2 separate regions of the Homo sapiens genome follow, and region 2 is linked to region 1. A link is a contact called in ENCODE Hi-C or POLR2A ChIA-PET data. All regions are on one chromosome and are shown on one strand. The core of a region is the stretch at or near the end of the contact, and the rest is flanking DNA. Distances in the headings are between cores, read along the strand shown. Region 1 holds the start of NHSL3 (NHS like 3). Region 2 holds the start of FNDC5 (fibronectin type III domain containing 5).

What was found. Hi-C counts contacts between places; a loop is a spot of excess contacts on that map. ChIA-PET counts read pairs that join two places held with the same protein, here RNA polymerase II (POLR2A). Pooled maps may share reads with other maps.
Region 2: a map with no recorded cell type shows a loop between it and region 1 (2.3-fold over the local background). The contact joins the promoter of FNDC5 here to the promoter of NHSL3 in region 1. A Hi-C loop is called at or near these places in 1 of 37 single-sample maps with no recorded cell type and 3 of 50 pooled maps. POLR2A ChIA-PET finds 5 or more read pairs at or near these places in 3 of 52 experiments (A549, A673 and OCI-LY7).

What each region holds. Positions count from the first base shown.
Region 1 is chr1:32,739,390-32,745,164 of GRCh38, forward strand. NHSL3 (NHS like 3) reads left to right here and starts at 2,441. Exons shown (of 7, transcript NM_020888.3): 1 at 2,441-2,800. The coding sequence starts at 2,566.
Region 2 is chr1:32,867,763-32,873,674 of GRCh38, forward strand. It overlaps FNDC5 (fibronectin type III domain containing 5), which reads right to left and starts at 3,150. Exons shown (of 6, transcript NM_001441683.1): 1 at 2,891-3,150; 2 at 1,120-1,235; 3 at 428-626; 4 at 1-80. The coding sequence starts at 3,128. RefSeq lists enhancers at 1-489, 4,918-5,774.

The DNA.
Region 1 (5,775 bases), core at 1,191-3,690:
ACCCCGTCTCTACTAAAAATACAAAAATTAGCCAGGCGTGGTGGCGGGCGCCTGTAGTCCCAGCTACTCAGGAGGCTGAGGCAGGAGAATCGCTTGAACCCGGGAGGTGGAGGTTACAGTGAACCGAGATTGTGCCACTGCACTCCAGCCTGGGCGACAGAGCAAGACTCAGTCTCAAACAAACAAACAAACAAACAACAACAACAACAAAAAGACAAGATTTCACTCTGTTTCGCAGGCTGCAGTTCAGTGGCGCGAACATGGCTCACTATAGCCTTGACCTCCTGGGCTCAAGGGATCCTCCCACCTCAGCCTCCCGAGTGAGTAGCTAGGACCACAGGCACTTGTCACCACACCTGGCTAATGAAAAACAATTTTTTTTTTGGAGAGATGAGCTCTTACCATGTTGCCCAAGGCTGGTCTCGAACTCCTAGGCTCAAGCAATCCTCCCACCTTGGCCTTCCAAAGTGTTGGGATTACAGACATGAGCCACTGTGGCAGGCCTTGAAATTCTTAATAAGTTTTTTTTTTTTTTTTTTTTTTTTTTTTTTGAGACAGAGTCTCGCTCTGTCACCCAGGCTGGAGTGCAATGGTGCAATTTTGGCTCACTGCAACCTCCGCCTACCGGGTTCAAGCAATTCGCCTGCCTTAGTCTCCCAAGTAGCTGGGACTACAGGCATGCACCACCACACCCAGCTAAGTTTTTGTATTTAGTAGAGACCGGGTTTCACCATGTTGGTCTGGCTGGTCTTAAACTCCTGACCTCAGGTGATCCATTTGCCTGGGCCTCCCAAAGTGCTGGGAATACAGGCCTGAGCCACCATGCCTGGCACCTGTAACACTTTTCTCTTGAAAACTGCATTCTCTACATTCCCTTTCCTCACCAACTAACAGAGGAAGAGGCTGGGTTCTTAGGAGTGCTAGGCTGGGCCAAGAGCACCCAGAGTACAGGGCTGGTTCCTGATCCAGAATGGGTGCTCTGGGATTGTGGGCTGGATCTGAATGAATGGTGGTTAGACAAGAAACTGAGGCCCAGCATGGACACTGGGTGGTCTGCCCCAGGGCCCCCAGGTGGGAGAGTGTCAATGATGTCCCAGGTTCACCACAGCTGAGCCCCTGGGGACATGCAGGGGGCTAAGGCAGGTTAGGGAGATCCCACTGCACTCTAGTAATCCTGCAATGTTATGGTGAGTGCTATCTACAGTGCGCCGGGGCTGACTGGGCTGGGTGGCCCAGACAAATGGGCCCCTGCCCTCGTGGAGACCAGGACCAAGAGAAAGCCGTGTGACCAGAGTCAGATTGGGTGATTCTGGCCACCCCACTGGTATGGACATCACAAGGCCCTTCTGGGGACTGACGGAGGAGGTTCAAGGGTGCTGAACCCACAGCTGGTCCCCAGCGCAATTTCTAGTCCTTAGGGTTTGAAGCCTTGGACCAGCCTGAGACAAAACCCAGATGACCATCTTGGCTCCTCTCCCGCTGACCACCTCTGTCCCCTTCTGGCCTCCATTTCCGTTGTCGTGGGATCAGATGATATAAAAGGGCTTGGTCAGCTGTAATAGACCCAGAGGCCTGTAGGCAATGAGTACAGCAATTTCAGGATTCTTAATGTTTCCTTTCCTACCAGCCTCCCAGTCACACCTCTCACCTGCCCAGAGTTCAACCCTAATTAGTGTTGAGCATCTCAGTGGGAACTCCTGGTCCAGGCAGGAGTGCCCTGGGGCCTCAAATCCTAGTCCAAGGGTAAACGGAGGAAGGGCTATCCTCATCTTGCCACCAAAGGGTGAGGCAGGAACACAGTGGACCTGGGCCCCCGCTGCACACCGAAGATGGTTGGAGCCTGGAAGGTGTGGTAAAGAGCGAGGAGGCGACCCCAGTCAGCAGATGGGAGGGAAATGCCCACTGCGGGTCACAGGTCTTGGACGTGTCTGAAGCCTCTATTCCTGGCGCAAGCGCCCCAACACTGTCGGGGCTTGGAAGGAATTCTCCAAATTCCCTTATTCCAGGAAAAAATATTCCAGAATCCCCTGTCTATTCCCAGCCCAAACTTGGGATACCAAGTCTCCTGGGGTCCAACCCCAGCCTCTCGCTCCTCCTTTCCTGCGCCCTTCCCCTTTCCGTCCCCACCCCATACCACCCTCTTCCGAACAGATCTCCCGCGGTGCCCCCTGCGGGACGGAACCTCAGTGCCGCCCCCTCCCGGGCGGCCCCACGACCCGCCCTCTCGGGCCCCAGCGGGGGGCACGACCCCGGGCTCCCGGGACCCCCTCCTCTCGGGACTGGACCTCGCCCTCCGCCGGGACCGGGGGAGGCGGGGAGGGGCCGCAGGCAGCGGCGCTCCCGCCCTGCGGCCGCTCCCGCCCCGCTCCTTCCCTCCCCGCCGGCCTGCGCCCCGCCCGCCGCTCGGCCGGCCCCTCCCGCGCCGCTCCCGCCGTCCGCTCTCCGCGCCCGCTCGGCCTCCGCCGCCCAAACTTTTCTCCGGGCGCGCGTCCCCGGCGGCCGCCCCCGGCATGGGCACCGCGCCGCAGGGGGCCTGACCCGCCGCCCGCTCCGCCCCCGCCTGCCATGGCGGCCCGCGCGCCCCCCGCCGCACCTGCGGCCGAGGAGCCGGGGAACCCGGGCGGCCCCCCGCGCAGGAAGAAGTCCCGCTCCGGCGCGTCCGGCCTCCGCCGCGCCTTCAGCTGGCTGCGGGGCAAGCGGCGCAAGAAGAAGGCGGCGGGGGCCGAGGGCGCCGAACCGGCCGCCCCCCGGGCCAAGAAGGCGGAGGACAAGGCCAAGAGGGCCAAGGGCAAAGGCCGAGGTAAGGCGGTCGGCACCTGGGCTGAGCGCGGGGGGGCGTCGAGGGTGCGGCCGAGGGGGCTCTGCCGGGGGTCCGCGCGCGGCGTGTTGGAGGGGGGTGACCCCCAGGAGCTGGTGCTGGAAAGCGAAGAGGCCAGGGCTGAGTCCGAACACTTCCACCCTGCGCTGCCTTCCGCAGTTTCCAGACCCAGTCCTGCCCCGCTGTGAGGGGAGGGGACCCCCGGCTGGGGCAGGGATCCCCTGGCAGAGCAGGAAGTGCTGGTAGCCCGACTCCAGGGCGGTGAGGCGATTCCCCCTCCCCCAGGCTCACCGAGGTTCTGCCCTCTGCTGAGTCAGGGGGTCAGAGACTTAACGCTGGCCTGTGGCCAATGGGAGAGACAGGTGGCCTTGGGTCTCTGGTGGGGACCCTCTGGGTCTGGAAGGTCAACCGCACTCACAAAGAGTTTCAGCTCCAGCTGGATCTGGATTTCCAGCCCCACAAAGGACCTCACATGGAGCACAGTGTGCCCTGCCTTAGCTTCTTAACAGTGCTGGCTTTTCCCACCTGGCCTCCCTCAACGCTCACCTGGGCCAGGCCACAAACATCACCTCCTGGGGTAGTGAGCTCACCAAGGTGAACCAACCCGCCCCTCCCTATCACTCCTTCTTCCAGCCCTGGAGAAACATGCCAGTGTCGGAAGTGTGCTTACAGATGGGGGAAACTGAGGCCCAAGCTCAGTGGAGAGGCTGTACCTGGGCTGGGGTGGGTACTTAAAATTCAACAGCTAATTCTCAGTCTTTCTGAATTTGAGTCCCTGGGCTCCTCCTCTGGCCTGGACGGGCAGCCTGAAAGGCGGGGAAGCCGACCTGGCCCATCCCTGCTGGGGTCATTTTCAGTTCCTTTCTTGGGCCTTCCCTCATTTTCCAGTTTCTGTCTTCCTTTTGATGGGGAGGGCTTGAGTCTTTGCAAGAGGGTGGAGCTCCCTTGGGGCTTGCTGTCCTGGGAAGTCCACCTTTCCTAGACTGCTGCTGCAGTGCTGGAGGTGAGGAAATGGCTGGGTGTGCGGGCCCATCCCATTCTGCCTGTGTTTACCCTCCCAGTGTCCTTTAACCACCTCTTCTGGGAGAGTTAGAAGGAACACTTTAGGGGTCAGGAAGAGGGTGGAAAGCCTCATGTGTGATTGTATCCGGCTTGATCTTCCTTTTGGATAAGGGCCCTGCTTCCCTGCGGCACAGCCACACATAGAAGTGAGGGTGCTGGGGCTGGGGTGACTGGGCCAAACCCTGAGGGAGGACTGGATTTGGGTGAGGGGTGTTTCCAAAGCCTCTGCAGTCCTAACAGGACATGGAGTCTGTCCCAGGGCTGCCCCACTGGGATTCAGTCTGAAGTCATCCCCGTCTCATTCAAGAGGGCATTGCAGCAGGATGTATTGTGGTCAGACTGTCAGGATTGGCAGGCAGAAGGCTAGTGGACTAGCAGTGTATACTCCAGGGCAATGGACCTTTTTCCTCTGGGAGACCAGCCTGGAAGGCAGGGGGCTGGAAAAGCTGAGCCTGTAGGTCACTGCTCCAACAGCCTGGGTTTGGGTTCATTGGGTCAGTGGCCAGGCCTCCCTCTTGCCTTGTGTTTGGTATCAGGTGGCTCTGGGCTTTCTGGGCAGCATGTCGGCCTGATTTGAGCCCACGTGCATGGGTAACACCTCCTTGCCCCTGGCTGTTGTTTCTCCAGGTCTGGAGGTGGCCCTGGGTATGACTGGAGGAAGTCCTGTTCCCTTTTACTCCAGCCTCCTATTATTGCAACTGTTTCCTTGTCACCTGCCTGGCCCAACTTCTTTTCTGTTTATTAAGAGAAATAAATCTGATCCCACTAATCTCCACTGGCAACGCTGGCCAGGAACGGGAAGCCTGCAGAAGGCTTAACTCTTTCAGGGAGAATGTTCAGAATGGAGATTGGGAGAGGTGGGGAGGAGGGATACACAGGAGATTCCTGGGAGGTCAGGGATCTTTGCTGGGGAAGTCATTATCTCCTCCATTCCAATCTCTGGCTCAAAGACCTATGAGAGGCAGGTCTTGATTCCTCTAATCTGACTCTCCTACTTTAAGATGGAAAAACTGAGCTTGTCATGGAGTTTTGAGCACCAGTCTTCCATGATTCCCTTGCTGACCTCACTACCCTGCACAAACTTAGAAGAAGAGAGGAAGTCTGACATTTATTGATTAGTCTGAATATGTCAAGATCTTACTTGCAGATGAAAAAATTGAGGCTCAGGGACAGTGAGTGACTGATTTGACCAAACGGATTTAAACTCAAATCACCTGCCTCAAAAATCGGGACTGTTTTCATGACTCTCCCAAGGACATAGAGCAGCAGGTAAGGCTTGAAGATCTTCTTGTTCAACTCACTTTACAGATGGGAAATGGCCCAGAGAGAGAAGTGAGGGAACTTGATAGAGTGGGGAGAGTATCAGAATCAGGCCAATGAGAGTTTAAATCCTGGCCCAGCTACTAGCAAGCCCCATGATGTAGGATGAGCAACTTCTCAGTGGGCTCCCTGATTCCACCACTGTCTTGTGGGGAAGAAAGGGGGAATCCTCTGGCTGGACATTGCCTTGATGGGCTGTGACCTTTCTGTCTCACCAAGATTCTCACAAGAGAGCATATGAAAATTATATTAAAGGCTGGGCGTGGTGGCTCATGCCTGTAATCCTAGTATTTTGGGAGACCGAGGCGGGCAGATTGCCTGAGCTCAGGAGTTCGAGACCAGCCTGGGCAACACGGTGAAACCCCGTCTCTACTAAAATACAAAAAATTTGCCAGACAAGGTGGCGTGCACCTGTAGTCCCAGCTACCCGGAAGGCTGAGGCAAGAGAATTGCTTGAACTCGGGAGGCGGAGGTTGCAGTTAGCCAAGATTGCACCGCTGCACTCCAGCCTGGGCAACAGAGCGAGACTCAGAAAAAAAAAAAAGAAAAAAAAAAGAAAATTATATTAAAGAGAA
Region 2 (5,912 bases), core at 1,900-4,399, 130 kb after region 1:
GAACAGGACCACGACGATGATCAGCACCTCGCCTGTCCGCAGCTGTTGGTTCCTCCCCATCTCTTTCATGGTTACCTCATCTGCAGGGAGAGAGACACTAGATCCAGCACTCCTTTCCTCCCTCAGCCACTCCTCTAGGGCCAAGCCCAAGACAACAGTGCTGATTTCTACAGGTGCCCACACATCTAACATACATTCTAGAATGCACTGATGGCTACTTGGGGTGGCAGTGATAGGACCAAGTCTAAAGGGAGTTTATATGCTCAGCGTCTTGTCAGGGACTAGCGTGAACCCTCTCTCAGGTACTGCTTTACTTGCCAGCAGGGGATAAGGGGGAGGAGACAGAGCTTTCCTCAAGCCACCCACTGGTCTGGTCCTGACCACCCCTCACCCCACCCCATTCCTCTTAACAGTGACCCGGGCCTGCCTTTGTTCTTGGAGGCCATCTTCTCAGCCTCACGCGGGGTCTTGAAGAGCACAGGCTCGCTGGCTGGGCTCTGGCCCTGAATGGAGATGGCCTGCACGTGGACTATGTACTCCGTATCCTCCTCCAGGTCCCAGAGGGCACATGAGCGGGTGGTGGTGTTCACCTCCTGGATGAAGCGCAGCATCCGCACATCCTTCTTCTGCAGACAAGCGCCGGTCACTGCTGTCAACACTCGGTGACCAGCCCCGCTCCTGCCCACCTCCCAGTGGTGACAAAGCCTTTACATACACAATCTTCATCATTCCATCACCTCCGCTATCAATATCTCCATTTTACAGGGAAGGAAACAGGTTCAGAGAGGTTGGGGAAGTTGCCCAAGGCCACACATCTAGTAAGCACTGGAGCTAGGTCCTAAATGCAGATGTCTCTGAGATCAAAACCTTAATTTCTGTGTTCCACTTGAAAGTTCCCAAACCCTCCCTCACTGACTGATTCTCTTCTAGAGAATTTTCAGACATATGTCTGAATGGGGCCCCAATTTTCAGACATATGTCCAAATTGCTGTTCATCTCCCTTGCCCCAAGTTCCTATTTCCTTTCTATTTCTCCATCACCACCACTGCCACACTCCTACCCCCATCTGCCACTACTGTCTTGATGTGTCCTTCCCTCCTAAGGACAGTGGAGCATTACCTGCTGGGAGATGGCAAATCCGATGACAACCTCATCCTCCAGAACATCCCAGCTCACCACTGCAGAGTTGGCCTTGAGGTGCCTGACGGTGACGTTCACTGGGGCTGAGGGACTGTCTGGGGGACGGGGAGGCACCTAAGCCTGAGCATCCCCTATTGTGAGGCCCAGACCCACTGTCTCATAAGTAAGAAGGGGAAACCTGGGGAAGGCCATGCAGGAGGGGAAGGAAGAAACTAAGGCCTCAAGTGGGGTCCAGTGACATGGCTCTCAGCTCTTCAGTGGGTTGAAGAACCAAGCCCAAGAGGCCCCAGGCTCCTCATGACTGGGACGGAAGCCCCTGCTGGCCACAGGCCGGCCCCATGAGGGGTCCAAGGCTCAAAGTGATGGGCCTGGGCCGGGGCCCTATCTAAGGGATGGGTGGTTAGAGTTGTGGAGAGAGTTATGTAGGGGACATAGGTGGACAGAAACTGAAGGTTAGCTGATGAAAAGCAGACAAAAGGACTCCCCAGTCCAGTGCTCTTTTGACAATACTGCCCTGTCCAATGAGTGACCTTGCGCGAAGGAGAAAGACCCAGAGATCGAGAAGTGTCAGGCTGGGGTGAGCCCTGGACTGGGAGTGAGGAGAACAGAAGTATCCTCAGAGCTGTGGTGGCCCAGGCAGAATAAAGCCTGCGGAAGAGTCTGTGTGAGCCTCTTATCCATGCTCTTCCAGCCCCAAGATGCAGGTGGGGAGGTGGCAGGGGAAGATGGGGTCACTCAGAGCAGGGCCCCTCCATGGCGAGTGGAGAGGAGAGAACAGGTAGGGGAAGAGGATGAATGAGGAATCACTCCAGAAGAGACAGGAGGGAAGTGGGGGTGAGAGTGATAGGGATAGTGGGGGTCAGTGAGGAAAACCGTCCAGGAGAGGGGCAGTGCAGTCACATAAGGCTCAGTATCTTCCAAGGGGCAGGTGCAGCACGGGGCAGAGCTGCGCCTGAGCAGCACCCCTCACCCCACAGAGAGTGAACTTGAGACCCAGGGGGCTGGGCCTGGGACCTGAGGGAGACAGAGCCAGACATGGAGGGGGAGGTGGAGAGACAGGACACAGACAGGTGGTGGCAGACACAGAACCAGAGGACAGAGAAGTGGGGCATCTGAGAAAGACAGCTGCGAGAGAGCGCTCCCCGAGCCACGGAGGGAGAGATGAGCCGGGCAGCGGCAGCCAGGAGGGACAAAGACAGAGTGGCAGGAGAGGCTGGGCAAGGACGGGCCGGCCCCATGGGGCAGGCCAGACACTGTACCAGATCAGGGGTGCCGGGGCCCACCCCACGCCCTGCGCCCTCAGGTGCCAGCCCCCATCCCCTTCACACGTGCTCCTGCACAGCGGGACCCCATCTGCCCCTGCAGAGTTGGCTTGCAGGGCTTTGAGAGGTCCTGGGGACACAGAGAGAGGCCCAGGTGGGGGAACTGGTGTCCTCAGCTGCTCCCTGGGTCAAAGAAGGGAGCTAGGGAAGCTGAGGCAAAGACCTGGGGTTAGGGGAATGGGATTAGGGGACTGGGGACCACAAGACCCTAGGAAACCCAGGGCTGAGGTGACAGGGGAGATTTGGAAACTGAAGGACAGGTCTGGGGGTCAAGGAGGTAGGAAGACGCTGGGGGCTGGGTTAGGGGAGCAGTGTTTGGGCCGAGACAGGAGTCCCTAGGGGGCAGAGAAAGGACCAGGGGACTCCCAGGTAGCTGGGCTCGAGAGGAGCCTGCCCCGGCGCCGGCCCCCCGCCCCGGGCCCCCTTACCCGCCTGCACCAGCGCGAAGCAGACGCAGCCCAGCCACAGGCGGAGCGCGGCGCGGGCGCGGGGCGGCCAGGCGCTCGGCGACCCGGGGTGTATGGTGGCTCCTCCGGCCGGCAGGCCCGGGGCGGCGCAGGGGGACGCGGCTCCGGCGCCCGGCGGCCGCTCGCGCTCGCGCTCCGGCCCCCGGCCCGGCCGGCCCGGCCGCTCCGGCCGCCCTGCGCCGCCCCGAGCCGCCTGCATGTCGGCTCCGCGGACAGCGACTCCCGCGCGGCGGCGGTGGCGGCGGCCGCGTCCACGTCGGGCGCCCGGGGGGCGGGGCGCCCCCGCTGCGGGGAGAGGTGCGGGGGCGGGGTGAGGACCGGAGGGCGCCCCCACTCCCGCCCCCGCTGCCTATTAGGTCCTCTGCCGGGGAGGAAGGGGCTTCGCGGACCCACGGCTCCCGCCCTCTCACCGAGCGGGAGCCCAGCGGGGTTCTCCGCGCCCCCGCCGCGGTCACTCTCTCTCCCGTGCACAGCCCTGACTTGGCTGCCGCTTTCTGCCCTTTCCCAGGGTAGAGAGAGGACAAGTGCCACCGAGATGCCCGTTTGTGCCCCCACCCCTAAGCGCGCCTCCCTTCCCTGGGCCTAGGGATCCCCTCATTCCACGGTAGACCCGAGGCCTTGCGGCTGGGGCAGACGGGAGCAGAGGGGAGAGATCACAGTAAGGCTGGGGTGAGCAGAGAGTGCTAAGTGGACACTAGGGCTCCGTGTTTCCAGTGGGGTTGGGAAGAGGCTGCTCTGTCTCACTGGAGAGTCCAGCTCTGTGACCCCAGGCCAGTCCTTTTCCTTCATTTTCATCCCCATAGTGAGGGCAGTAATGAGCGTCTACCAGGGGCCAGATACTATGCTGAGCTTTCTTTGCATTATGTGGCTTAATTCTCAGGGCAACCCTGTAAAGTCATACTCTGCACACTTTGCACAGGAGGAGCCTGCAGCTTGGACAGGCTACTTGACTTGTCCAGGGACCCGCAGCAGAGCCAGGATTTGAACACAGGCTGATCTGACTCCCAAAGCTGTGCTTAACTGAACTGTCTCCCCACCCAGAGTGACTTCACCCATCCGGAGATTCGTGAGACTCTAGAATTGGCCGGGGCCAGCTCCTCCCCAGCCAGAAAACAGTCTGCAGCAATCTCTAAGAGCATCTCTGAGAAGGGGAGTGGCTCCAGCCCCCTTCCCTCATCTCAGCCAGAGAAACAAGGTGGAGGAGAGAGGCATGGACCAGGGCTCAGGGCCTTTTGTCTCAGCAAGAACCCCTGAGCCCCCTCCCACGACTATCCGAAATTCCACTACTAGCGGGGCATTCCTTTGGGTCTTAAAGGTTTTCCAGAAGCCCTGGAAGGGCTAATTTTCTTTGGAAAGGAGACGTCTTGCAAAGTTCTGCCACAGAAACGTCTTCAGGGTCTTCCTCTCCATCCCCCTGGTTTTACATTAAGGAAGTGAGGTCTACCGATGGGAAGAGCTTGGTGCAGATTCACACAGTGGGTCAAGAGGAGCGATAGACAACCCTCCTCTCCTTATGCCCACCCAGGACTCCTTCGCTGGCCCTGTGTTCCTCCTTGGTCACCTTGGAAGGGGTGAGATGGAAGCGAGCTTAGGGGCTCTTGTTGAGCAGCAGAATTTTCCTGCCCATCCCCTCAGTGCCCCCAGACCTGCCCCACTCGGCAGGGTGACACTGCCCAGCCCTATCATTTCCCCCGCCACATACCTTGTCCTGGGAGAGCCTCAGCTGGGACCTCGACCCGTTTGGGAGAAGAGCCCCGGAGCCAGAGCACCTCTCTCTCTCTTTTCTCTTTGCTCTCTTTCTCTTTCTCTCCCCTTATTATCTTCTCTCTCTTTCTCCCCGCAGCTGCTGCCTGCCCCACCCCACCCGGCCCCGCCCCACCAGCTGCAGCTTAGCCCCTAGGGACCCCCCACCCCCCATCCATCAGACAGGAAGACAACCAGGAGGCCCGCAGGAGCAACTGGAGCCTCTTCAGGCCTCCAGCACAGGAACCAGCAGGAAGGAGAGGGTTCAGTTAGAGGACACAGAATCTACTCCCGTCCCTGCAGGGGAGAAAAGGAGGGAGGGTCCTGGTGGGGTCTTGGCCTCCAGTCCAGCGCTGGGGAAAGGGGAACCTTGGCGCCATCTGCTGGCCTCTTTGGGTAAAACCTAGATAGATGTAGGGCATTGGGAGGGAGGAGATGGCAGTGCCTGAGGGCTTGAGAGAGAAGGCGGCTGAAGGAGGGGGCTTGGAGGATTTGGAGAGTTGTGACTGTGGGGGTACAGCCTTCTCAGTCCTCATGATGCATGGGGTGCTTGGGCCTTAATTCTGGGGAAAGCCCTGGTGCCTGGAATCTGGCAGCCAGTGAGAGCTGGCTGGGAGGATTTAGTGGAGCCCTGGGTGAACTTGGGAGGGAGCTGTCAGAAGCAGCCACTGCAGGCCAGGGCGCTGGCTCACGCCTGTAATCCCAGCACTGTGGGAGTCCGAGGTGGGTGGATCACCTGAGGTCAGGAGTTCGAGACCAGCCTGGCCAACATGGTGAAACCCCGTCTCTACTAAAAATACAAAATTAGCCGGGCATGGTGGTGTGTGCCTGTAATCCCAGCTACTCTGGAGGCTGAGGCATGAGAATCATTTGAACCTGGGATGCAGAGGTTTCAGTGAGCTGAGCACACCACTGCATTCCAGCCTGGGTGACAGAGAAAGACTCCATCTCAAAAAAACCCAGCCACTTTATGTACCCCATCCCTTAGCGCAAGGCTTACGATGCAGTTGGGGCTCATTAAATGATTGTTGACTGTATGGAAAAAAAATCATTCTTCCATCATATGTTTATTGAGCACCTATTATGGACCAGGCCCTGTGTAATATTCTGGAAACACAGCAGTGAAAGAATGAGTGAAACCATGAGGACCTGGGTAGGGACTAAGGGTGCGCCTCTGTCCTCCCAAGCTGCACTCACTGGGCTTCATTTGGAGGACTCCACAGAGACCCCCTTGAGGGCT